Regions from separate parts of the Homo sapiens genome. Here region 2 is linked to region 1. A link is an interaction called in ENCODE POLR2A ChIA-PET data of the cell type or tissue named here. Cell type or tissue: GM12878. All regions are shown on one strand. Each heading gives the region's core, and the rest is flanking DNA. Links, peaks and the distances in the headings are about the cores only.

What was found. ChIA-PET counts read pairs that join two places held together with the same protein. Peaks named below come from ENCODE experiments on the same cell type or tissue, not always from the same donor. Only the 100,000 strongest peaks of a DNase experiment are listed, where the experiment ranks them.
Region 2: POLR2A ChIA-PET joins it to region 1 with 10 read pairs; 3 of 35 experiments call an interaction of 5 or more read pairs at or near these places.

Annotation. Positions count from the first base shown.
Region 1 is chr18:54,205,872-54,213,871 of GRCh38, reverse strand. The region is part of intron 1 of MBD2 (methyl-CpG binding domain protein 2); the gene reads left to right. Among named protein-coding and RNA genes, the nearest start is that of SNORA37, 13 kb to the left of the region's middle. RefSeq lists enhancers at 3,676-4,015, 4,106-4,155 and a silencer at 5,026-5,226. In GM12878, for the core only: no CTCF peak of the experiment used is centred there; a DNase peak (open chromatin) is centred at 3,971; H3K4me3 peaks cover 2,744 bases; H3K27ac peaks cover 5,308 bases.
Region 2 is chr18:54,135,176-54,152,155 of GRCh38, reverse strand. MBD2 (methyl-CpG binding domain protein 2) reads left to right here. Exons shown (of 7, transcript NM_003927.5): 7 at 1-550. Among named protein-coding and RNA genes, the nearest start is that of SNORA37, 79 kb to the left of the region's middle. In GM12878, for the core only: no CTCF peak of the experiment used is centred there; a DNase peak (open chromatin) is centred at 4,465; H3K27ac peaks cover 1,635 bases.

The sequences.
Region 1 (8,000 bases), core at 1-8,000:
ATGTGTATACACACACACATATACCTACATACACACACTTGTAATTATGGAAAAGTTCAGACATAGGCAAAAATAGATGGAAAAGTATAATGAATCCCTATATAGTCATCCAGTTTCAACAGTTACCAGCTCCTGGCCAGTCTTGCTTTATCTGTATTCACCCCGTTCCCCCTAGTTATATTTTGAAATAATTCCCAAACATACTTAATTTCTGACAGTGTCGTAGCAGTGTCTAGTCCCCAATTCAACCAAAATAACCAGTATTTTTCTTTTTTCCTTTCTCAGAAAGCAAATGCCTTAAGGATGAGACTAGGTAGAATTCTACATAAATTCATTTTTTCGCATTTTAGTGGCATACCCTGGTTTTTAATTTTTTAAACAAATGATACAGAGCAGTGGTCCCCAACTTTTTCGGCACCAGGGACCGGTTTCATGGAAGACGGTTTTTCCATGGATCCCGAATGGTTTTGAGATGAAACTGATCCACCTCTGATCATCAGGCATTAGTTAGATTCTCATAAGGAGCATGCAACCTAGATCCCTCGCATGTACAGTTCACAGTAGGGTTCATGCTCCTATGAGAATCTAAAGCTGCCACTGATCTGACACGAGGCAGAGCTCAGGCTGTAATGCTCGTCTCCTGCTGTACCTCCCGGTTCTTAACGGGCCACGGTCAGTGGCCAGGGCTAGGGCTTAGGGATCCGTGAAATAGAGATAATACTATTAGCTATAGTAATTTACTCTAATAAATTTTTTCCTTATACTTTAAAAATAATCCCCCCCCCCGCCCCCATAATCCTTCCCCACCCATCCCCACTGCCAAGGAATTTTTTTTTTTTTGAGACAGGGTCTTGCTCTGTTGCCCAGGCTGGAGTGCAGTGATGTGGTCATGGCTCACTGCAGCTTCAACCTCCCAGGCTCAAGCAATCCTCTCACCTCAGCCTCCTGAGTAGCTGGGACTACAGGCACGTGCCACCATGCTCGGCTAATTTTTGTGTTTTTTTTGTAGAGACTGAGTTTCGCCTTTTTTGCCCAGGCTTGTCTTGAACTCATGGCTTAAGTGATCTGTCCGCCTCGGCTTCCCAAAGTACTGGAATTACAGGTGTGAGCCACTTTGCCCAACCAGCAAATTCTTTAATGCTCAAATTGACTTGCCCAGAGTCTTGATATTTTTTTTTTAAAGCTTTCCTATTTTGGGGGGAAATCTTCAGCTAGCATACTTAATGTTTAAACAAAATAGAGAAATTTTCATTCATACATACAAAAGTAGTGGGAACTACCCAGCTTAAACAATTTGTCAACACATAGTCAATCTTATTTCATCCCCATCCCAATTTACTACTCCTGACCCAACCTTCATTATTTGAAGGAAATCTGACGTCAAGTAAGTTCATTCATAAATAAGTATTCAATATGCTATTTGAGAAGATGTAACTTGTGAAAATTTCTACCAGTGCAGAACTCAGTGTTTCAAAGCTAGAATGAGGCCAACAGGCAGTTCATGATTATTTGCCTAACATAGGCAATAATTACTATATGGGTTCAGAGGAAAGAAAATTCCTATTACTGGGTTCTGTGAAGGCTTTGTGGAAGAGGTAGTATATAAGGTGGATTGGTATTTCTGGGCTCTTGGAGACTAGGGGTAGCATCATGCATTATGGACCAAGTAGAAGACATGGTGCTTGCAAAGAACTGTAGAAGCCATTTAGACTATTCAGAATAGAGTGATTAAACCAATATGGCTGGAGCAAAGGTCACTAGGTAAGAGTGGAAAGTAGGGTTGAAAGGTTAAGAGGAGGCCATAGGACCAACATAGTGAAACCCCGTCTCTACTAAAAATAGAAAAAAATTAGCTGGGTTTGGTGGCAGGCGCCTGTAATCCCAGCTACTTGGGAGGCTGAGGCAGGAGAATCGCTTGAAGGCAGGAGACGGAGGTTGCAGTGAGCTGAGATTGTGCCATTGCACTCCAGCCTGGGCTACAGTGCGAGACTCTGTCTCAAAAAAAAAAAAGGAGGCCATAGGAAAAAGGATCTAAAATGCAAGCCTAAGATGTTTGGCTTTTTTGCTTATGGGGTAAAAGTCCACTGAAAGCTGTTAAGCCAGAGCTGTTGTCAAAGTGGTGTTTTAGGAAGGGCTATGTGGATAGTGTAGAATGCAAAGAGACGAGCAAAGTTAGCTTATCATAGTGATTTAGACCTGAGGTGATGCAGACTTGATTTGGGCAGTGGCAATGGAAAGGAAGGCTGTGTTTAAAGGTGATCACTTAGGAAGTGATCAGACATGGGAGATATGAATAAAATAAGAGCAGATAAAATCTATCAGGGACAAGCTGTAGAGGAGTGCTGAGGATGGTGCATTGTAGGAAAGGCCTACATTTAAAGATTAAGGGGAAAGGAGTTAAGGAGGTACAGGGAGCTGACTTAGGTAGATTTTTCTCGTGCGTGCTTGCGTGTGTGCGTGTGTGTGTGTGTGTGTGTGTGTGTATAGCAATAATATACATTCTTTTAATTTGGCGGGTTTCTGATTGTTTTGTATCTAAGTACAAAACAATAATTCTAATTTCATGTTTTTAGTCTCAGATGAAGTTTGATTTCTGAAGAAAATTGTTATTTAAAGTTAGGGAAATGTTTCGTTGAATACTTACTGTTGTAAGTGAGAAGTAAGTGTTAACATTTAAAGAGATTTTAAAAAATAGAAAGTTGGCCGGGCGCGGTGGCTCACGTCTGTAATCCCAGCACTTTGGGAGGCCGAGGCGGGCGGATCACGAGGTCAGGAGATCGAGACCATCCCGGCTAAAACGGTGAAACCCCGTCTCTACTAAAAATACAAAAAATTAGCCGGGCGTAGTGGCGGGCGCCTGTAGTCCCAGCTACTTGGGAGGCTGAGGCAGGAGAATGGCGTGAACCCGGGAGGCGGAGCTTGCAGTGAGCCGAGATCCCGCCACTGCACTCCAGCCTGGGCGACAGAGCGAGACTCTGTCTCAAAAAAAAAAAAAAAAAAAAAAATAGAAAGTTGATGTTTCTTTTAGTCTCAAACATTTCCAGTGCTATAGCTTACAGAATTTTTAGTGTGGAGATTTTTATTATTCCCCATAAAGTATTTCCTGATACTGATGGGAAGTGATGTGCCTCTGAACATGCTGTTTAGCTATCTAGCTAGCCATCTGCCATCTGTGACACCCCTTGTCACTCACAGGCCATTTCATCTTACTCCAGTCTGGTGACTGCTACCCCCATCATGTTAGAAATTGATTTGAAAATAGACTTGTGTTTATTTAGAGCCCTGGCCTCATAATGGTTTGACTGAACATTATGATTATCCATGTTATCAAAGAAACAAGAAAAGGTATCTTCTGCTATATTAGAGCGGTGATTTCAGAGTACAGTTTCACATGCAGGCAGCAGGTCTTCTGGAGATGTAATTTTATGTCATAGACTGGCAGGGCATATTATAGTTGTCTAGCTCAGGTAATGGTAATTACAGGTAAGTTCACAGTGCGACAAAATATGAGTACCACTAAATTAAAGTGAGCGTAATCTGAGTATTTCTGGTTTCAATTACTTTTTTTTTGTTATTTTATTTTTATTTTTAAGTGATGAAATGTTCCTATGTGAACTGGAAAAATACAATTCATGTTTTGATTTTCATTTAATTAGTATGTTTCTTCAGGGCTTTTTTCAGAGTTTATTTAAATAGTGGGTAGAAGAAGTTAAAGGTGTGATCACAGTTGGTTCAGGAATGGCATATCTAGGGGGCAGTTGGTAGGGAATTTTTTTTTGTGGTTGAAAGTGAAATAGTATTTCATTACTGGGATTAGAAGTAATCATAATGGGCAGAGAGAACTGAAAATGACTAATATCCTTCACTCAGTCTTCTAGAGTTTTTGAACTTCCCTAAGTTACAAATTGATGCTTTTAAAATAAAAGCTTAGTCACTTTAAGTCTTGGTGTTTCTGAGACCAGGACCTACAGCAGCCATTATTGAGGGTAGACAGGTGATTAAACTTAATCACTTTGGGTAAGACTAGAACTTAGGTGACAGTCTTTTTGTTCATCTAGCATTTATTTCCTCAGTTTGCCTCTCCCAGGGTCAGTTTGCTACTGTACAGATGGTCTGTATCTCATCTCATGGGCAGAATTCCTACTTAATCATTCCCTTGGGCCTTGCCCTCCTCCATGTTTGCTTTCACCTCCTGAAGAGTAAAGTCTCTGGCCTAAAATCCCCTGGGGCAGCCAGGTTGACTTTCCTTAAAGCACCACAGACAGACTGTAGCAGTTACGGAGAAGAAAATGGCTTGTACTACTGTTTTCTGAAGGCAGCAGTATATATGATAGATACTTGTAGCTATCCAATACAGATGTTTCATAGAATTCCATCTGTAAAACAGGAAATGGTTATTCATTATGAATAAGAATTTACTGGTTACTAGTGAATATTCCAGCTTTCTTTTGGATATGCTAATAGTTAAAACTTCTACCTTTTTTCCTTCATTGCCAACTTAGTTTATTAGTAAAGGATGTCTAGCCTTTTTGTTTATAATAAATACCTTCCTTTTTTTTTTTTTTTTTTTTTTTGGAGATGGAGTCTCACTCTGTTGCCCAGGCTGGAGTGCAGTGGCACAATCTCAGCTCACTGCAACCTCCGCCTCCCAGGTTCAAGCAATTCTACTGCCTCAGCCTCCCCAAGTAGCAGGGATTACGGGCGCACGCCGCCACGCTGGGCTAATTTTTTTGTATTTTATTAGAGATGGGGTTTCACCGTGTTGCCCAGGCTGGTCTCAAACTCCTGAGCTCGGGCAATCCGCCCTCCTTGGCCTCCCAAAGTGCTGGGATTACAGGTGTGAGCCACCGTGCCTGGCCCCCCATTTCATTTTTAAAATTAATAAACAATAGAAATAATATGAAGCCGTGTTAAACTGCTGATGAACTGCTAATCTAGATGATAAACATAAGTGATCACATTTCGTGAGTATAGCCTTTTAATTGAGTTCAAATTATCTTGATTTGGGGGAGAGATCTAAAATGAACTGGTCTCTAATGAGTTTTGTTCTGTAGAGGAACATTGTGGTGAGGCTCTATTATGTTTTCAGCTGCAGTGGATAACTGACATTTCAACTTTAAGATAAGGAACTACTTATTGCAGGTTTAATTTGTGAAGTTTGTCAATTGATTCCCTCATAAATAGCTTCCTATTTGTCTCTAAGCCATAAGCTAAGAACAGTATGCTTATCTTTTTGGTAAGAGTTACTGCCTGAGTATTTCATCTTCTGGAAAATGAATTTGTTGAAATAAGGTGTCTACTCTAGAGCTGTTTTTTATTGCACAAAAGAGATCTATGTGAGAGACAGCTGATTGAGAATTGTCATTTTATTTTATTTTATTGAGACAGAGTTTTGCTCGTTGCCCAGGCTGGAGTGTAGTGGCGCCATCTCGGCTTGCCGCAACGTCTGTCTCCTGGGTTCAAGCGATTCTCCTGCCTCAGCCTCCCGAGTAGCTGGGGTTAGAGGCATGCGTCACAACGCCTGGCTAATTTTGTATTTTTAGTAGAGATGGGTTTTCTCCATGTTGGTCAGGCTGGTCGCAAACTCCCGAACTCAGGTGATCTGCCTGCCTTGGCCTCCCAAAGTGCTGGGATTACAGGCATGAGCCACCGTGCCTGGCCACAGAATTGTCATTTTTATTTTGTGGATTTTGTGTTTTCATTTTTTTGTGGTATGTTAACTAGTTTATCAGAATGTCGTTTACCAATAACTTGAGTATCTGATATCTGATAATAAGGACCATATGGCTATTGCAGCTTTTTGTTGTTGTTGTTGTTTTTTGTTGTTGTTTTTTGAGACAGACTCTCGATCTGTCGCCCAGGCTGGAGTGCAGTGGTGCGATCTCAGCTCACTGCAAGCTCCGCCTCCTGGGTTCATGTTATTCTCCTGCCTCAGCCTCCTGAGTAGCTGGGACTACAGGCGCCCGCCACCACGCCCGGCTAATTTTTTTGTATTTTTAGTAGAGACGGGGTTTCACCGTGTTAGCCAGGATGGTCTCGATCTTCTGACCTCGTGATCTGCCCGCCTCGGCCTCCCAAAGTGCTGGGATTACAGGCATGAACCACTGCGCCTGGCTATTGCAGCATTTTATAAGTGACATAATGGCAGAGTAATGTTACTAATTTTTCATATTAATTTAGGTCATTAGTAATACTTTATTTCTTATGTGGTAAAACACATTAATCATGAAAATATTTTCTAGCTTAGTTTTAAAAATTCTTTGCCATATAACTTTTAAATAAACAATAATATTTATCCCATTGTGTCTGCAAATGAAAACTACATCCTTTAGTATTGAACTGATAACGTTTTTTGCTCTCAGAAAGTTACCTTGTTCAGTGCTAGCCTATAATGGTGTTTGAAGTTTAAGAGTGGCATTGTTGTTTGACTCAGCAAGGAAATATATAGGAAATATTGTAATGAAAATAGAATTTCGAGTGGTAGTAGATTATTTCTGACTTGAATTGAAGAATCCCAGAAGACTTCCTAGTTGAGGTGGAGGATATTTTAGCTGGGCTTGGAGGATTTAATAGCTTTTTGATAGGCAGGATGTTGCTGTGCTCCTCCTTCCATCTGGAAAGACATGACTGGAAGATTCAAAGGTATATGGCATATTTTGGTGATTTAGAGTTTGGAATGTAGGCTACCAAAGCTGGTGGGAAAAGAGTCTGGGAAAAATTATATAACAGATATAAAGCTTTCGATGACTTATTAAGGAGGTGAAGCTTTTTTGTCAACATTGAGGAGCTTGAACATTTAGAACTTGGTACTGGATGTGTGGCTGAGACATGGGGGCGCTGAAAGATTGTGATGTGGCCTTCTAGCTTGGAGAATAAAGCACTAAGTGGACAGCAGCGCCACTGACACAGGTGCGGAATATAGAAGATCAGGTTTTGGGGTGGAACTCTGGTGGGCAGAGATGGTTCAAGTTTCGGACAATATTGCGAGTGACTTGCTATTTTATTTTGTGATACCGAGTATTCTGGAAGTCTAGGTTAGAGTTGGAGTTGAGCTTTGCTTGTGTAGAATCCTGTACTCTTTCCTCTGGTTTTTTCTTGTATTGTTCTTGTTGTTACTGGTTGTTATTTTCATCTGCCTGCTGAACTCTATACCTTGAATTGTGTTTCACGAATACTTAAGTCATGTGGTTGTGGAAAAAGAATGTTGATAGCATCTTCAGTTATCTTGAAGTGTGGTGGGACAGAATACCAAAGAGTTTGTGACAAGTCCGGGGTGTATTGCTGTGTATTTGACCCAGATAGAAGTTTTCTTGTTCCAAGAGAATATTTATTGCTTGGTTTTTCAGCCTTTTTCCTTTTATCTTCCTATGAGTTATTTTTCTTTTATTGTGGTCACTTGGTGCAAGGTTAAGTTCTAAATGTGACACATTGGCTTCTTTGAGAAGTATTCTACAATTCTCACAATTTTCTTGTGACATATCACACTGACTTTGTTCTAGCACATTTATTTAGTTCAGAAAATTTATTAGGTAACACTTTGGGGCATTATTCCTATAAAAACTTTCTTACAGATTAATGCCACACAGGAAAAAAATTTTTTAGGAAAGACTAGTCCTCCGTATAATTCTGGCACTTTTGTAACTTTCCAGCTTTGGCAGTATTACTTACAAGAAGTAAATTATTCTTCATATGCTTCCCTAAGGGAGGAGTTTGGCTAACAAAACTCAGGTCAGCATTGTACAAGCATGTTCACAAATATTTGCTCTAGTTTTCTCATTTCAGTAGTATTAGAGAGCATTTAAATATTGTCAAGATGTAAGAATTTTTTTATTGTGAGTGTTATGAGCCCAAATTGGTAGCTCAGATATCACATAGATTCCACATATTTGTGTGTGTGTGTGTGTGTGTGTGTGTATGTGTGTGTTTTAAACAAGGGTTGCTGACTTGAGAAGAATTTGTTCTCAAGTTTTTTCTGATTATTGCTGGCGTAGTTGTATATG
Region 2 (16,980 bases), core at 3,998-11,997, 66 kb after region 1:
TTCTTTCCCGCCTTCCCTGTTCCCACCGCACTTTGTAAATACCTCCATGGAAGCACTTTATTGTATTGTATTGTAATTTTTTTTTGCATGTCTGTTTCTACTATTAGACTGTAAGCACCGTAAAAGCAGAGATTGTGCTTTTTCATCCTCATGTTCCCCGAGCCTAGCCCAGTGCCTGGCACGTAATAGCTTGTCATTAAATATTTGTTGAATGAATCTGTGAATGAACAAGAGTCATGCAGTTGGAAAAGTGTTAGAAGCTGTATGTATTATAAAGGAAAGAAATGCCCTTGGTGGCTTCCAGGGTGTTTTTTTTTTTTTTTTTGGTCTAAAGAGGAGATCTAGAGAGTGTTATACAATCTCTTTGAATATAAGATTACTCGTTTGGATTTTTAAAATAATATAGATCTTCATAAATAATTGCAAAGATATAAACAAGCTTTGTGATTTCTCAAATGCTATGAAGTCCAAAATAAATATTTGCACTATTAGTATTTCCATAGTAAATGCTATGAGAAAATGTACAGCAATAAATTTTGAAGCTTTAAAACTGTTTGTGTAAGTCATCTTCAATGACTTAATCCATGAAGGACATCTCTGGATCATGTTTCTCGGGCACAGGGGACATCAGACTGGGGGGTGGGGTCCCAAAGTTCACAGGTAGGGCAGGGAACACCAGTCAGTTACAACCCAATTAGCTAGCAGTAGCTGTGGGATTTGGACTTGGAGCAGCAGGCTGTCAAAATGCATGACTCGAAGGATCTGGAGTAGGCTTTAAAATTTTAATTTGCATGCTGGTTTTCTCTATAAGGGCACATGCAAATTTTATGTGAAAATAGTTACTTTTATCAATTATTTGACTTTTAATGATGGGAAAACAAAAAGTGTTTTATTTCCTCACATTTATATAGCATTTAATAATTTATGGAACACTTTCACCTCCATTAATGTTATCTTTGAATTTTAATCTACATGTAAGCCATGTAATATGTACATATTCTTCTTCTCCTCATTTATGAGTTAAGGAATCTAAGACCCAGATAAGTTAAATGACTTATCCTAGCCAATAAGATTCAGAGAGGGAAATTTGAATGTAAAGGTTTTCTGTCTCGAGAACGCCACACAACCTTCCAATGCTATTCTCCACTCGGGTCTTAAGCTGACAAAAAGCAACACAGTTTGGTTTAACAAGTACAGTATGACTGTGGCCTGAAAGCAGAGCGATTCTTCCTAGGAGATCTGGTCCTTTTGTGGGTGACTAGTCAAAGCTTTTCCAGTAAACCTCCCTGCTGAGAAATCTTTACTAGGATTATTTATCTTATAAAAGAGGTGAGAATAGGTAAAGCTTCTTAATCACAGAATGTTAGGAATTATTTTTATCCGACGGTTAGCGTTTTCTTTGTAGTACTTTCAGCTTTTTGCCTCATGAACTTGATCCTCTGAGAAGTCTGGCAGCAAGATGCAACTGGACCATAGGCCCTGGGGCAAGAGTCCCCAACCTTTTTGGCACCAGGGACTGGTTTCATGGAAGACAATTTTTCCAAAGAGCAGGGTGGGGTGGGGTGATGGTTCTGAGATGAAACTATTCCACCTCAGATCATCAGGCATTAGATTCCCATAAGGAGTGTGCAATCTAGATCCCTCGCATGTGCGAGTCACAGTAAAGTTTGTGCGCCAATGAGAATCTAATGACACAGCTGATCTGAGAGGAGGCGGAGCTCAGGCGGGAATGCCTGCTCACCTGCTCACCTCCTGCTGTGTGGCCCTGTTCCTAACAGGCTGAAGATCAGTACGAGCCTGCTGCCGCCCAGGGCTTGGGGCCCCTGATGTAGGGCATGTGTAAAACCATTCACTGGGAGTGGGACCTTTTAATATTTGTTTTTATCTAATGTTATTGTGATTCTAATTTTTGAGTGTTTTTTAATATACATATTAGTAGAACAGTACATGTATATTATTTGTAAGTAAATATCCATAAATTTGGGAATACGTTTTTGTCTCAGAAAGGATTTATTAGCAAAGGAGTTTTGAGACCACTGCTCCAGTGCAGGACTCCTCATCGGGGGTCCATATTCCCCTGGAGTCAAGGAGCCTGCCAGACTCTTGCCATTACATACACAATTTTATGACGATGTGCCTTTCTCCTGGGGTAGTATCAGTAGCTTCTGTAGAATTCTCAGTGGGGAATGTATATCCAAGAATGAACCACTGAGGGCTGGTCTAGTGATTTCACTCCACTCTTGAGGCAGAATGGCTGTCACATACAAATTCAGATCATCTACAGCTTGATTTGTTATTGTTGTTGTTGTTGCATTTGTTGGTAGCCTCCAAATGACTTTCCATTTTGATTTAATGAATTAATGCTAACAAAATACCTAATAGAGTGGCCTCCGTATGGTAATGTATTTCATAAATGGGAGCAACCGCTTCCCCCAAAAACAAACAAACAAAAAACGCTGGTAAATTGTTAGGTATTGGAATATGCTTCTTGGGGAGTTACCTTGATTTTCGCTGACTGGATAAATATTCCCTGGACTGAGAGAGAACCAAAGCAGGGAGTTAATTGTGTGTGTGTTGGGAGAGGTTGATAGCAAGCAAGAATATGCTTGTTGAACACAGCATGATTCATACGAAGGCCTTACACCCAACAGTAGCTAGTTGTGAGAAAACAGAAACATTTGGAAACTTGAGGGGACTGATACAAATAGCAACATGGTAGAATGTGCTACTGGGAATGAATGCCTTCTTTTAAACCTTTCTCTTCCTCTCTTCTGTCTCCTACAAGAGCCGAGTCACTTAGTATAATTTTACAAATGAGAAAACTATAACCTTCCAACTATGACTTTCATTTTAAGAAACTCATGTGGCTTTTTGGAACAAACAAGATTTTGGTTTTACAGAAGCTGCTGTGAGAAGAGGATGAATTAGTCACCTAACTCTGAAAACATTTAACACTGGGGGTGGAGGGCTGGGGGAAGGGTGAATGCATTATTACTCAGTGAGTCAGAAACACACTCAACTTTACTGGAACTTTGTATTCATTCAAGGAATGGTCACAATCTTTGTTGTTGTTGTTCTTCCTCTTCTTTTTTTAAAATGACATTCCATAGGCTCTATTGCCATTTTATTAAAGATCAGTAGAAAGGCAAGAGGAAATATGGGTGTGAATTAAAGAATGGAGATAATTCAAATTACTCAGGGAAATTTCTTTGTGATAGGGTGGGACTGAGGTCCCTGATTTTTTGCTGACTGTTAGTCGGGGTTTGTCCTCAATGTCTAGAGGCTGCCCACATTCCTTGGCTAATGGCTCCTTTCATCGTTTTTGTTTGTTTGTTTTTGTTTTTGTTTTTGTTTTTTTTTGAAAGCCTCGCTCTGTCATCCAGGTTGGAGGCTGGAGTGCAGTGGCTTGATCTTGGCTCACTGCAGCCTCTGCCTCCCGGGTTCCAGTGATTCTCCTGCCTCAGCCTCCTGGGTAGCTGGGATTACAGGCATGCGTACAACCATGCCTGGCTAATTTTTATATTTTTAGTAGAGATGGGGTTTCACTATGTTGGCCAGGCTGGTCTTGAACTACTGACCTCAGGTGACCCGCCCACCTCGGCCTCCCAAAGTGCTGGGATTACAGGCATGAGCCACCATGCCCAGCCAGCTGCCTTAATCTTTAAAGCCAGAAATCAGGTCAATTTGTCTTATTGCTCCAACTTCCCCTTCTGCCTCATGTCTTTCACTCCAGCCAGAGAAAGTTCTCTTCCTTCAAAAACTCATTTAATTAGATTAAGCTCACCCAGATAATCCAAGATAATCTTTCCATTTTGAGATCTGCAAACTTAATTGTATCTGCAGAATCACTTTAGCCATGTAACCTAACATGATTACAATTTCTAGACATTAGAGCATGGGTAATTTTTTGGAAAAGGGCCTTCTGCCTGCCACATACTGTTAGCTACAAGTAACAGATTATCAGTCTCAGATGGCTTAAACAATAAGGAAATGTACATTAAATGTATCTAAAAGACAATTCTAGGCTACTTTAGATTCTTAATGCAAACCACAGGGCTCTAGCTTTGCTTCTGTGTAGTCTTCTAATCATGGCCTCTCCTTCGTGAATTGACTTCAGCCTCAGCTCAGTAGCAAGATGCTTCCAGGTGTCCAGACATGACAATGGCAAGAAGGAGAAGATAGATGTCTTCCTGTGCCTGCTTTTTATTATTTATTTATTTATTTACTCTTTTAAATATATGATAGAGATAGGATCTCGCTATGTCGACCAGGTTGGTCTTGAACTCCTGATCTCAAGCAATTCTGTCTCAGCTTCCCAAAGTGCTGGGATTACAGGTATTAGCCACCACACCCAGCCATATGCCTGCTTTTTAGAAGGCCCCAAACACTTTCCCTTGTACCTCATTGGCTAGAATTGGTTAACACGCCCATTCCTAAACTAGTTGCTGAGAAAGGGGGTTGGAATTACCCCAGATGGCTTAGATTAATCATCATATGGGAGTGTTGGGGCTGCTAGGGGGTCAACCACAACACCTGCTTCAATCTTCTGTCTCAAACTGCCTGCTATTCTTTTGTGCTTTCCCCTACCTTTGTGCTTTCATTTTTACTGGTTTCTCTGTAGAATTAGCTTCTTTTTTTCTCACAATCAGTCCGGACCCTATATTTTCTTTTCTTTTTTTTTTCCAGATCCCATCTTTTACTTAAGCCAAAAAAAAAAAAAGCATCACATTTCTTTCCTAAAGCCTTGTCAAATGCATTCCTCCCTCCAATCTGTCCCTTCTCAGTAGCGTGACTCTGCCTGACACCTTGTATATGAGTACATATTGCCTGTTCCTCAAATGCTTCTCATATTACCTAAGTTATAAGTTCCTCTAAGACATGAATATGACTTCTTAAAAGAATGGATTTGGGCATGAGTTCATAAACTCATTCCCAAATGAGTTAAGTATCAAAGTTGGAGGACACAGTCTTCCACAAGACCACCCTCACTTCTGACACCACTGCAATCTCCTAAACTTGCACAACCACCCTCAAGTTTGATAATTTGCTAGAAGGACTCACAGGACTTGCTAAAAATTATTATGTTCATGGTTATGATTTGTTGTAGGGAAAGAATACATGTTAACATTAGCCAGAGAGATACACAGTCTGCAAGGGTTCCAAACTTAAAGCCCACATTGTCCTCCTCCCATTGAGTGAGGAGACATTACCCTCCTAGCATTGATGTGTGATATATACGGGGTATTGCCAACCAGGAAAACTCACCTAAGCTTTGGTGTTCAGAGTTTTTAACCAGGACTGTGCTTAAGACATGATTGATTGACTGCCCACACGATTTTACTCAGTCTCCAGGTCAACTGAATGCATAACACAAAATCCCCACCCTAACTCACATGGTTGATCTTTCTGGAGTGGTCAGATCCTACCCTGACACATGTGGCCCTACCCTAAAATCCAGTCTGACCAGGTCACACCCTAAAAAGAAGACACCTTTTATCAGATATGACCTAGAATATCCCCCAGACACTGAGGGGAAAGGCTAGTTCTTTATTTGGGCAAGGCCAGATTCTTTATTTCATACTTTGTGATAAGTATTTTGGTAGTAAACACTAATTTGGTTATTACTGTGGCCCTGAGAAAAGTTCCCTTGATAATTAAATTAATATTTAGCTATTCTAGAATTATCATATTTTAAGAGCAATTAGCATTTAATGCCATTCCACTAACGCTTTGTTTTTCAACTTTATTCTTTCTATGTAGGAATACTTTCTTGTAATCATCGCATAAAATAAGCAAGATAATTTCTCTGTTGTGCTTCTTCACAAATTAGATAAGATAATTAAGACATAATTGCTTTCTTTTTCCTTAATATGGAGCAAATAAATAGTTCAAGAATATACAACAAGGGCATAGACTGAGTAATCTTGCAAACACTTTACCTCCTGGAAAGCAAAGGCAATGATCTCCATTAAAATTCAGCAATAATACTTAGTTATTATAGCAATTACAAAGCCATAGGTCTTTCCTATCTCTAATATGTTTTAAACCTTTTTAAATACATTTTTTGTCTATACCATATTAGAACTATTTTGGTTCTAATCTTATGACTCTAATAAAAGAGATAAACCAACTCAGTGAGGCTATAGGACAAGAGACAAAGTCTTGACATATATTATTTCTATAATAAAGTCATCATTATCTGGGCAGTCCTGAGGTTCCAAAGTCGATATATCAAGGTGAAAAATATCTCTCTCTATCCACCCAGTCAAAATTACCCTAGAAAACTTTCTAAACCCCTATAAAGTACACCATATATAGTTTGGCATATTCAATTCTATAAAGTAATTCTTTTTTTTTTTCTTTTGAGACAGGATCTTGCTCTGTCAATCAGGCTAGAGTGTAGTGGCAAGATCTTGGCTCACTGCAGCCTTGGCTTCCCAGGCTCAAGTGATCCTCCCATCTCAGCCTCCCAAGTAGCTGGGACTACCAGCACATGCTACCATGCCCAGCTAATTTCTTTTTTTTTAAATAGAAATGAGGTCTCACTATGTTGCCCAAGCTCAAGCCATCCTCCTGCCTTGGCCTCCCAAGTGTTGGGATTATAGGCATAAGCCTCTGGGCCTGGCCAAAGTAGTTCTTAAAATTAGTCTAAAGCAGTGATTCTCAGTCTAAGACAGCTTTGCCTTAGACTGCCTAGGAAATACATGACAACAGTAAACCATTTTTGGTTGTCACAATGAGGGGAGAATAGTGCAGTAGTTATTGACATCAAGTGCATAAAGGCCAGGCATGCTGCTAAAAGTCCTGCAACGCACAGGACACACCCCGAAAATATCAATACTGCCAAAACCCGATTTAAGGAAATACCTATTTTTAAGGCTCTATGGAGAAGTCTGATCATTTCTTTTTGGCTTTCAGGTAACTGTCAATCTCCAGAAGTGAATGGAGGGTGGAGGGGAGGGTAGAGAATTCTAAAGTGTTCCCGCATGCCTGAAAAGCTACATACCATTTTATTTTTGTTTTTATGTTTCTGGTTGGGGTTCATTTATTCAACACATATATTAAGCACTTAATTTGTACAGTTGCTTTTTAAAAAACTAGGCATAATTCAGTGAACAAAGATGACAATCCTGGGCCTCAGTTCTCTTTTGGGAGTCAGACACTCACAGGTCATGTCCACAGAATGTTAAATGTGATGCCCTATCAGGGACCCCTCTAGGTATGGATGCATTTCCCCAAATTCTGACCTCAGGACCAAGTATACCATTTAAATAGATTCAGAAAAAGTATTTGACATAACTTACCATTCTTTTATGATAATAACTCTCAGTATATTCAGTGTAGAACAAATGTACCTCAACCCAATACAGACCATGCATGACAAATGCACAGGTAACATCATACTAAACAAAAACAAGTAAGGCTTTTTCTCTAAGAGCTATAACAAGACAGGGAAGGCCACTTTCATCACTTTTGTTCGACATAGTACTGGATGTCCAAATCTGAGCCTTTAGAGAACAAAATCAAAGTCATCCAGATTGTAAAGGAAACAGTTAAATAGTCCTTCTTTGCAGATGATGTAATTTTATATAATAAAAATCCTAAACACTCCACCAAAAAACTTCGAACTAATAAATTCTGCAAACTTTCAGGATACAAAATTAAAACACAAAAGTCAGTAGCATTTCTATACAGTAAGAACATATTCTCTGAAAAAGAAATCAAGAAACAATCACAACTACATAGCTATAAAATATATATTTAGAAATACATTTAACCAAGAAAGTGAAAGAGCTCTACATTAAAAGCCAAAGAATATTAAGGTAAGAAATTAAGTAAAGATTGGGCATGGTGGCTCACTCCTGTAATCTCAGCATTTTGGGAGACCAAGGCAGGAGAATCATTTGAGCCCAGAAGTTCAAGACTCGCCTGGGAAACATAGAGAGACCTCATCTCTACAAAATTTTAAAAGTTACGCAGACATGGTGGCATGCACCTGTGGTCCCAGCTATTCAGAAGGCTGAGTTGGGAGGATTACTTGAGCCCAGGCGGTTTAGGCTGCATGAGCCACGGTTGTGTCACTGAATGCCAGCCTGGGTGATAGAGCAAGACTCTGTCTGGAAAAAAAAAAAGTAAAAGACAAACAAAAAGAAAGATGTTCTTTATTAATAAATTGGTAGAATTAATATTGTTAAAATGTTTATGTTACCTAAAATGATCTACAGGTTTAATACAATCAGTGTCAAAATAACAATGACATTCTTCACATACAAAAGGAATCACCCAATTTATATGGTACCACAAAAAACACTGAATAGTCCAAATAATTGAGCAAAATAAAGTAAAGCTGAAGGCATCACAGTACTTCACTTTGAAATATACTACAAAGCTATAATAAGCAAAACTGCATGGTATTGGCATAAAAACAGACACATAGTACAATAGAGCAGAATAGAGAGCCCAGAAATAAATCCATGCATTTACAGCTAACTGATTTTAGACAAAGGTGACAAAAACACATAATAGTTAAAGTACAGTCTCTTCAGTAAATGGTGTTGGGAAAAAATGGATATCCACATGCAGAACGAAGAAATGAGACCCTCATCTCGTCTCATACCACATATAAAAAACAACTCAAGATGGATCAAACACTTAAATATAACATCTGAAACTACTGGAAGACAACATAAGGTAAAAGAAAATATGATATTGGTTTGGGCAATTACTTTTTGAATTTAACCTGAAAATGCCAGGAAACAGAAGTAAACACAGACAAATAAGATTATTTCAAACTGAAAAACTTCTGCACCGCACTAGATACAATCAATGGAATGATAACCTAGGAATGGGAAAAATATTTCCAAATTATGAATCTGACAAGGAATTAATATCTAAAATATTTAAGAATCTCAACCAACTATGTAACAAAAACAAATATGTATTAAAAATAAGGAAAAAGCTTAGGCATTTCTCAAAGGAAGACACACATATGACAAATAGATATATTAAAAATGTGAAACATTAATAATTATCCAGGAAAGGCAAATGAAAACCACTATGAGATATTAACTCACTCCTTTTAGAATGACTATTATTAAAAAGGCAAAAAATAACAAATGCTGGCAAAGATTTGGAGAAGGAGAATGCTTGCACACTGTTGGTGTGGATGTAAATCAGTACAGTCATTATAAACTTTCCCAGTTGTATTAGTCTATTTTCACACTGCTATAAAAGAACTGCCCAAGACTGGGAAATTTATAAAGAAAAGAGGTTTAATTGACTCAGAGTTCCGCATGGCTGAGGAGGCATCAGCAAACCTACAATCATGGCAGAAGGAGAAGCAGGCACGTCTTACATGGCAGCAGGTGAGAAAGCATGTGAAGGAGGAACTGTCAAACACTTAAACAACCAACAGATCTTGTGAGAACTCACTATCGCAAGAACAGCATGGGGGAAACCATCCCCATGATTCACTCACCTCCCACAAGGTCCCTCCCTTGACACCTGGGGATAGCAATTCAGATTACAATTCAAGATGAGATCTGGGTGGGGACACAGAGCCATACTATATCATGAGTCTTTCCTTAAGTGTAAATTATAATGACCACCACAGTTTCCATACCTTCTCAGTATTGGTATTTTTTTTTTAATGAATCTTTTGTGCATTGCTCTGGCTAAAGATCTTGGGTCAAATGAGAAGACATAGCTGAATGTTTGACTACTGTCTCATGTCTTGTCACATTCCAGGGCTCTATTCTTTGCTCTAGGCAGGTGATCAAACCTGGCTTAGAGACAGTGAGGCCAATGGAGAACAAGTTTCCATAGTTCTCTAACATCACATCCCTATACAAATTTTGCTGAGCAGGGTCGAGGAATTTCCACTTCTCCAGAGAGAATTCTATGGCCACATAATGTCAACAGCTTCATTTCCTGGCTTCCAGGGATCCTGGTGTTTGACTTAGGGATCTCCCAATACCTTCAGGTCACAGGGCCATATATGAGCAGAGAACATAGAGCAGTGAAGACAGGAACTGGAGCTCTGTCTGGAGTGAGAGACAATAGCCCCACCCCATTCTGGTTTAAAACGAAACTTGAGTTTATTTAAAAAAAAATATACATTAAAATTTAGCCTTTTTGATGTGCAGTTCTGAGTGTTGACAAATGAATAGAATCCACTGCCGTAATTACACAGAGCTATTTTATCACCTCCCCAAATTCCTTAGTGATACTCCTTCATAGTCAACACCTTCTTTACCCTGATCTGTTGTCAGCCACTGATTTGTTCTCTGTTTCTATAGTTTTGCCTTTTCCAGAATGTTGTATAAATGGAATTATGCAGTATGTAGACTTATGGGTCTGGCTTCTTTCACTTAACATAATACATTGAGAATAATTCACATATCAAGAGTTTATTATTTTATTGCCATAGATTTTTAAAATCCATTGTTATCCTTTCACCTGTTGAAGGATAATACTTCATTCTGTTCTAATAGCAAAGATTGATAACCTTGACACATTTTGAAATTTTTTTGTTGTTGGGAGAATCAAATACAAGAGAAGGCTTATATCCTGTACATAATGAAGTTCCAAATTCAATGTAGGTCAAAGGCACAAATGACGCAATTGCTCTGTTTTTAACCATTGTGTTTTTTGCTTCAGAGAACTGCATTCATTCACCTCAATATATGCTCAAGATTGTGCTGTATGCAATCATGAAAATGTAAAATACTCTACAGATGCAACACATATCCCAGCATAATAGTCAAAGCCTGGCAGGAAATTGATGCCACCCTCGAACAGATTAACTAAATGTTACTCAAGGAAGGAACTCAGTGAAGGGATTATTTTCATAGGTGTTGGCAGTGTTTGAATCAAATGCTTGTTAAACATTCAGAGACCAGCCACACCAAGAACCGAACAGGAAGCCAGAAGGCATGTGTGTAGAGCCCAGCTTTCTGGAACACAGGGCAAGTCAGAGAAAGATGGGTTGGGACAAGGGGCCACACTGAGTAACCTGCACACCCTGTTAGGCTCATCTTCTGTCCTTGTCTTTCCACTAATGTTGGTTTTGCTCTTGTTCTTGTCCCCAGTTCTTTCCCCTTTAGTTCTACAGAAATATAATCAATTCTTTAAGGCCCTTTCTTTATAAATTGCTTCACCCTTACTCCAGTCAACTTTGATCTTTTCTCACCTCTGCTGTTCATGACATCAGTTGTCTGTATCCCACATTCTGGCAGTTGGTTACGGTCATTTGGGGTTGTTATTCTATGCAGTCTTATTCCTAACCAATCCTATTGCTTTGTCTCATCTTCATAACCAGATTGTAGTGACTAAGCAATGTCTTTTATTTCCCACAGTTCTTGGCATAGAGGAGACCAGATATTTTTTGAATGAATGGCCAGTCTATATCACCAGAAAGCACTTATTGCTTACTTTAATAACTGTTAGATGGAACAAAGCTGGCATATTTGTTCTCACACTGCTATAAAGAACCACCTGACACTGGTAAGAGAAAAGAGGTTTAATTGATTCATGGTTCTGCAGGCCCTACAGGAAGCATGGATGCCAGACCTCAGGAAACTTACAATTATGGTGGAAGGGCAAAGAGGAAGCAAGCATATCTTCATCTGGTGGCAGGAGAGAGAGAGCATGAAGAGGGAAGTGGTAAACTCTTTTAAACAACAATATCTCATGAGAAATCACTCACTATCATGAGAACAGCCAGGGGAAAATTCACCCCTATGATCCAATTACCTCCTGCCAGGTCCCTTCCCCAACATTGGGAATTACAATTCAACATGAGGTTTGTGTGGGGACACAGAGCCAAATTCTATTATTCTGCCTCTGGCCCTTCCCAAATCTCATGTCCTTCTCACATTTCAAAACACAATCATGTCTTCCCAATAATATCCCAAAGTCTTAACTCATTCCAGCACTAACCCAAAAGTTCAGGTCCAAAGTCTCATTTGAGACAAATTTCTTTTGCCTAGGAGCCTGTAAAATAAGAAACAAGTTAGATACTTCCAAGATACAATGGGGATACAGGCATTTGGTAAATGCTCCCATTCCAAAGTGGAGAAATTGGCCAAAACAAAGGAGCTACAGGCCCAGTGCAAGTCTGAAACCCAGCAGGGGAGTCACTAAATCTTAAAGCTTTAAAATAATCTCCTTTGACTCAATGTGTCACATCCAGGGCACACTGATGCAATGGGTGGGCTCCCAAGGTCTGGGGAAGCTCTGCCTTTGTGACTCTGCAGGGTACAGCCCCTGTGGCTGCTTTCATGGGCTGGCATTGAATGCCTGTGGCTTTTCCAGGCACAGGGTGCAGGTTGTTGGTGGATCTACCATTTTAGGGTATGGAGGACAGTGGCCTTCTTCTCACAGCTCCATTAGGCAGTGTCCCAATGGAGACTCTGTGTGGGGGTTCATATACCATATTTCCCCTCTGCACTGCTCTAGTAGAGGTTCTCCATGAGGGTTCTGCCCCTGCAGCAGACTTCTGCCTGGACATCCAGGCATTTCCATACATACTCTGAAATCTAGGCAGAAGTTTTCAAACCTGAACTCTTGCCTTTTATGTACCTGCATGCCCAACACCACGTGGAAGCTACTGAGGCTTGAGGCTTGCACCCTCTGAAACAACAGCCCAAGCTGTACCTTGGCCTCTTTTAGCCATGGCTGGAGCTGGAGCAGCTGGGACACAGGGTGCCATGTCCAGGCCACAGATCAGCGGGGCCCTGGGCATGGCCCATGAAACAACTATTCCCTCCTAGGCCTCTGGGCCTGTGATAGGTGGGGCTGCCACAAAGGTCTCTGAAATTCCTTGGAGTCATTTTCCTCATTATCTTGGCTATTAACATTCGGCTCCTCTTTACTTATGCAAATTTCTCCAGCTGGCTTGAATTTCTCCCTGGAAAATGGGTTTTACTTTTCTTGCATATGGTCAGGCAGCAAATTTTCTGAAACTTTATGCTCTGCTTCCCTTTTAAACATAAGTTCCAGTTCCAGATAATCTCTTTGTTCACACATATGAGCATAGACTATCAGAAGCAGCCAGGTAACACCTTGAATGCTTTGCTGCTTAGAATATTCTTCTGCCAGAAATCCTAAATCATCTCTCTCAAGTTCAAAGTTCCACAGATCTGTATAGCAGGGGCACAATGTCACCAGTCTCTTTGCTAAAGCATACCAAGAGTGACTTTTACTTCAGTTCTCAATAAGTTTCTCATCTTCATCTGAGACCTCAACCTGAACTTCACTGTCCCTATCACTATGAGCATTTTGGTCACAACCATTCAACAAGTCTCTAGACAGTTCCAAACTTTCCCTTATCTTTCTGTCTTCTTATAAGCCCTCCAAACTGTTCCAATCTCTGCCCATTACCCAGTTCCAAAGTTGCTTCCACATTTTCAGGTATCTTTATAGCAACACCCTACTTTTCTGGTACCATTTTTTTGTATTAGTCCATTCTCACACTTCTGTAAAGAACTATTTGAGACTGGGTAATTTATAAAGAAAAGAGGTTTAATAGACTCACTGTTCTGCAGGCTGTACAGAAAGCATGGCTAGGAAGTCTCAGGAAGCTTACAATCATGGCTCAGAAGGGCAAAGGGGAAGCAAGCACATTTTCACATGGCAGCAGGAAACAGAGTGAGCAAACAGGGATGCGGTACACACTTTTAAACAACCAGATCTCATGAGAACTCACTGTCATGAGAACAGCAAGGGGGAAATCCACCCTTGTGATCCAATCACCTTCCACCAGGTCCCTCCCCCAACATTGGAGATTACAATTCAACATGAGATTTGGGTGGGGACACAGAACCAAACCATATCTACCAGTCACAATAAGACAAATAATGTATAATTCTACTTGCTTGAGAGATCTGGAATAGTTACATTCATAGAGAGAGAAAATAGAATGGTGATTGCCAGGGGCTTAGGGAAAGGGATATTAAGAAAGTTATATTTAATGAATACTAAGTTTCAGTTGGGGAAGATGAAAACATTCTCGAGATGAATGTTGGTGATGGTTGTACCACAATGTGAATGTACTTAATGCCACTGAACTGTACACTTAAAAATTGTTAAAACTGTGAATTCTATATTATGTATATTTTACCATATTATAAAAATAAAAATAAGATAGTTATGTTAGATAATGAGTTGGACATCATTTTTATCCTCTGGCCTAACCCAAGATAATACGGGGATGTGATTTGCCTGGTAATCACAATCTTTGTGGGGCTAAAGAGAAAAAGGAAACAATATAGTATAATGCTAATGATATTCTTACGGAACTATAACTTAATTCTGATATTTATTTCCACATTTCTGTAGTATTTTTGAGTGACCTTTTTCTTATCTTAGTGACTTTCATCCTTAGAGATCAGAATTTCTTTGGCTATCATACTATTAAACAAATGTGGATAGGAGGCTACACATCTGGCTGCAACATCTACCATACCACAAATCTGCAGGATAGATTCAGCAGATCTGGCCGGAAAAGGGTATGTTGCCTTTCTCATTTATCGTTTATCAGAGAAAACAGAATGGTGATTGCCAGGGGCTTAGGGAAAGGGATATTAAGAAAGTTAATGTTTAATGAGTACTAAGTTTCAGTTGGGGAAGATGAAAACATTCTTGAGATGAATGGTGGTGATGGTTGTATAACAATGTGAATCTACTTAATTCTATATTATGTATATTTTACCATATTATAAAAATAATATGGTAATATGACCCTCCTCAAGCTCTGAGAAAAGGCAGACTTTCCAGGTAGATCTTGGCTATGGTAGTCTAAATGTGGAACTTATAAGTCATAATAGCATCTTCCTTACTACATACATTTCAGTTTTAATTTCTTTCCTTTCTTGATGACAGACTAATTTCTGTGTTTTCTTGGAAAGTTGTGGGACAATTTTTGGTTAATTCCTGAAGAAGAAAAGGTGAAATCTGATTTCATCATCTGTAGTAATCCTAAATAATGAAAAATTGGCAGGCTGAACTAGTGAGCACAGGAAATAACTCTCAGTTTGATTCAGTGATGTGCTATCAAAAGATGCAACTACTTTTAGAACCCTGTGTGAAGAAACAGATGAGAAGGGGGAGAGATACAGGAGGCAAGAACCCAGAGTCACTCTTGTGATCAATTAGGGGGCCACATTGGAAAAGGGAGAGAATGTCCTGCAATGACTGCCCTTCCTGCCTGGGAAATTACATAGGTAAGATACATCCAGGATAAATACTACTTTCTTGTTTCTTACCACAATCCATTTTTGCTTCCATAGAAAATGTTAATCAGTCCTTACTGAATTGGTGAACTTCCAGAGCCTAGCTCATGAAATATAGTTGGCCCTGGAATAATGTGCACAGCCAAAAATCTGCACATAACTTTCAGCTTCCCCAAAACTCAACTACTAATAGCCTGCTGTTGACTGGAACCCTTGTCAATAACATAAACAGTCAATTAATGCATATGATGTATGTTAAATGTATTATATGCTGCATTCTTGTGATAAAGTAAGCTAGAGAAAAGAAAATGTTATTAAAATCATAAAGAAGAGAAAACATTTACTATTCAATAAGTGGAAGTGCATCATTATAAAGTCCTTCTTCCTCATTGTTTTCACATTGGGTAAGCTGAGGAGGAGGGGGAAAAGGAAGGGTTGCTCTTGCCATCTCAAGGGTGGTAGAGGCAGAAGAAAACCTGCATGTAAGTGGACCAGCACTGTTCAAACCCATGTTGTTCAAGGGTCAACTGTAATAACAATAACACCAGATATACATGATCTCAATTTAAACTCACAGTAACCCTACAAGAGAGAGATTACTATCCTAATTTTGCAGATGAGAGAACTGAGTCCTAGAGGACCTTCAGCAGGGCCACTCAGCTGGTGGGCCGCAGACAGAGCTTGAACCCCAGCAGTGTGGTGCCAGGGTCCACACAGGACACCATCTTCACCTCTCAATTCTGTCTGTGTGGGTCAGGTTAGTATATTTGCAGAAATAATGGCACTGGGGAACCACCACGATCCTAGAGCAAGACAGATTGTGTTAAAGGGAGAGAACAACCTTTTTGGCAACAATTATTGTAAAATCTCCAGAATTGAGAGAAGTAAAATAACCTCTATTAAGTGGTGAATGGAGAGTTTGAGAGCAGTAGGGGAACTGGGAATGAGGAAAGAATGAGAAAGGTGAGAAAATGTGGCTTATGATAGAAATACATACATATATATTCCTTATTCCCTATTTTAAAATGTATAGATGGGACCATACTCATATATACAGGAAATGATAAGGAAAAATGATGATTAAAAAAAAGCAAAAACAAAACCTTGCGTCAAAGATTGAAAGAAAATAAAGGAATAGTCTCATGGTGAGAGAAGCCACATTTAGATGTTAGAAAATATTGCTTCTTTAGCATTTTGCATCTTTGCTAGTCCCATGGTGAAAGCAGCCACATTTAGATATGTTAGAAAATATTGCTTCTTTAGCATTTTGCATCTTTGCTGTGTTTCTTTAATGCTTCACTTTTTCTAGCCTTTGGTTGGGGAGGCAGCCTCATTACCTTCATTTTTTTCCTAGCTGTCCAGATAGCTCAGGTTCAGATGGGCCAAGCAGAGTTAATGAACCAGGCAGGGTAAATGGGAAACTTTCTGTCCTCTTGGGAATAAGTCATCAATTTAATGTCTTTCCTGAATGCTACATTCTTTCTAAAAATAATATAAAAAATATGTGCAAACCAGTTTCTGAATTGTTTGTATTCAAGAAAATTTAAGATGAGCATTGCAAGCTCATTCATCAATGTCAGTGAAATACTTAAAATGAAATGTGTTCCGTGAAGCAGGCGTTAAAAAGTTACTGCTAAATTTCTAAAATAACTCTTCTGAGGTCCTATTCAAGTTTACCATACTCAGACATTTTGTCGTGATTTCTTTACAGAGCCGGTATGTAATAATTGCCCAGGCTACATCAAAG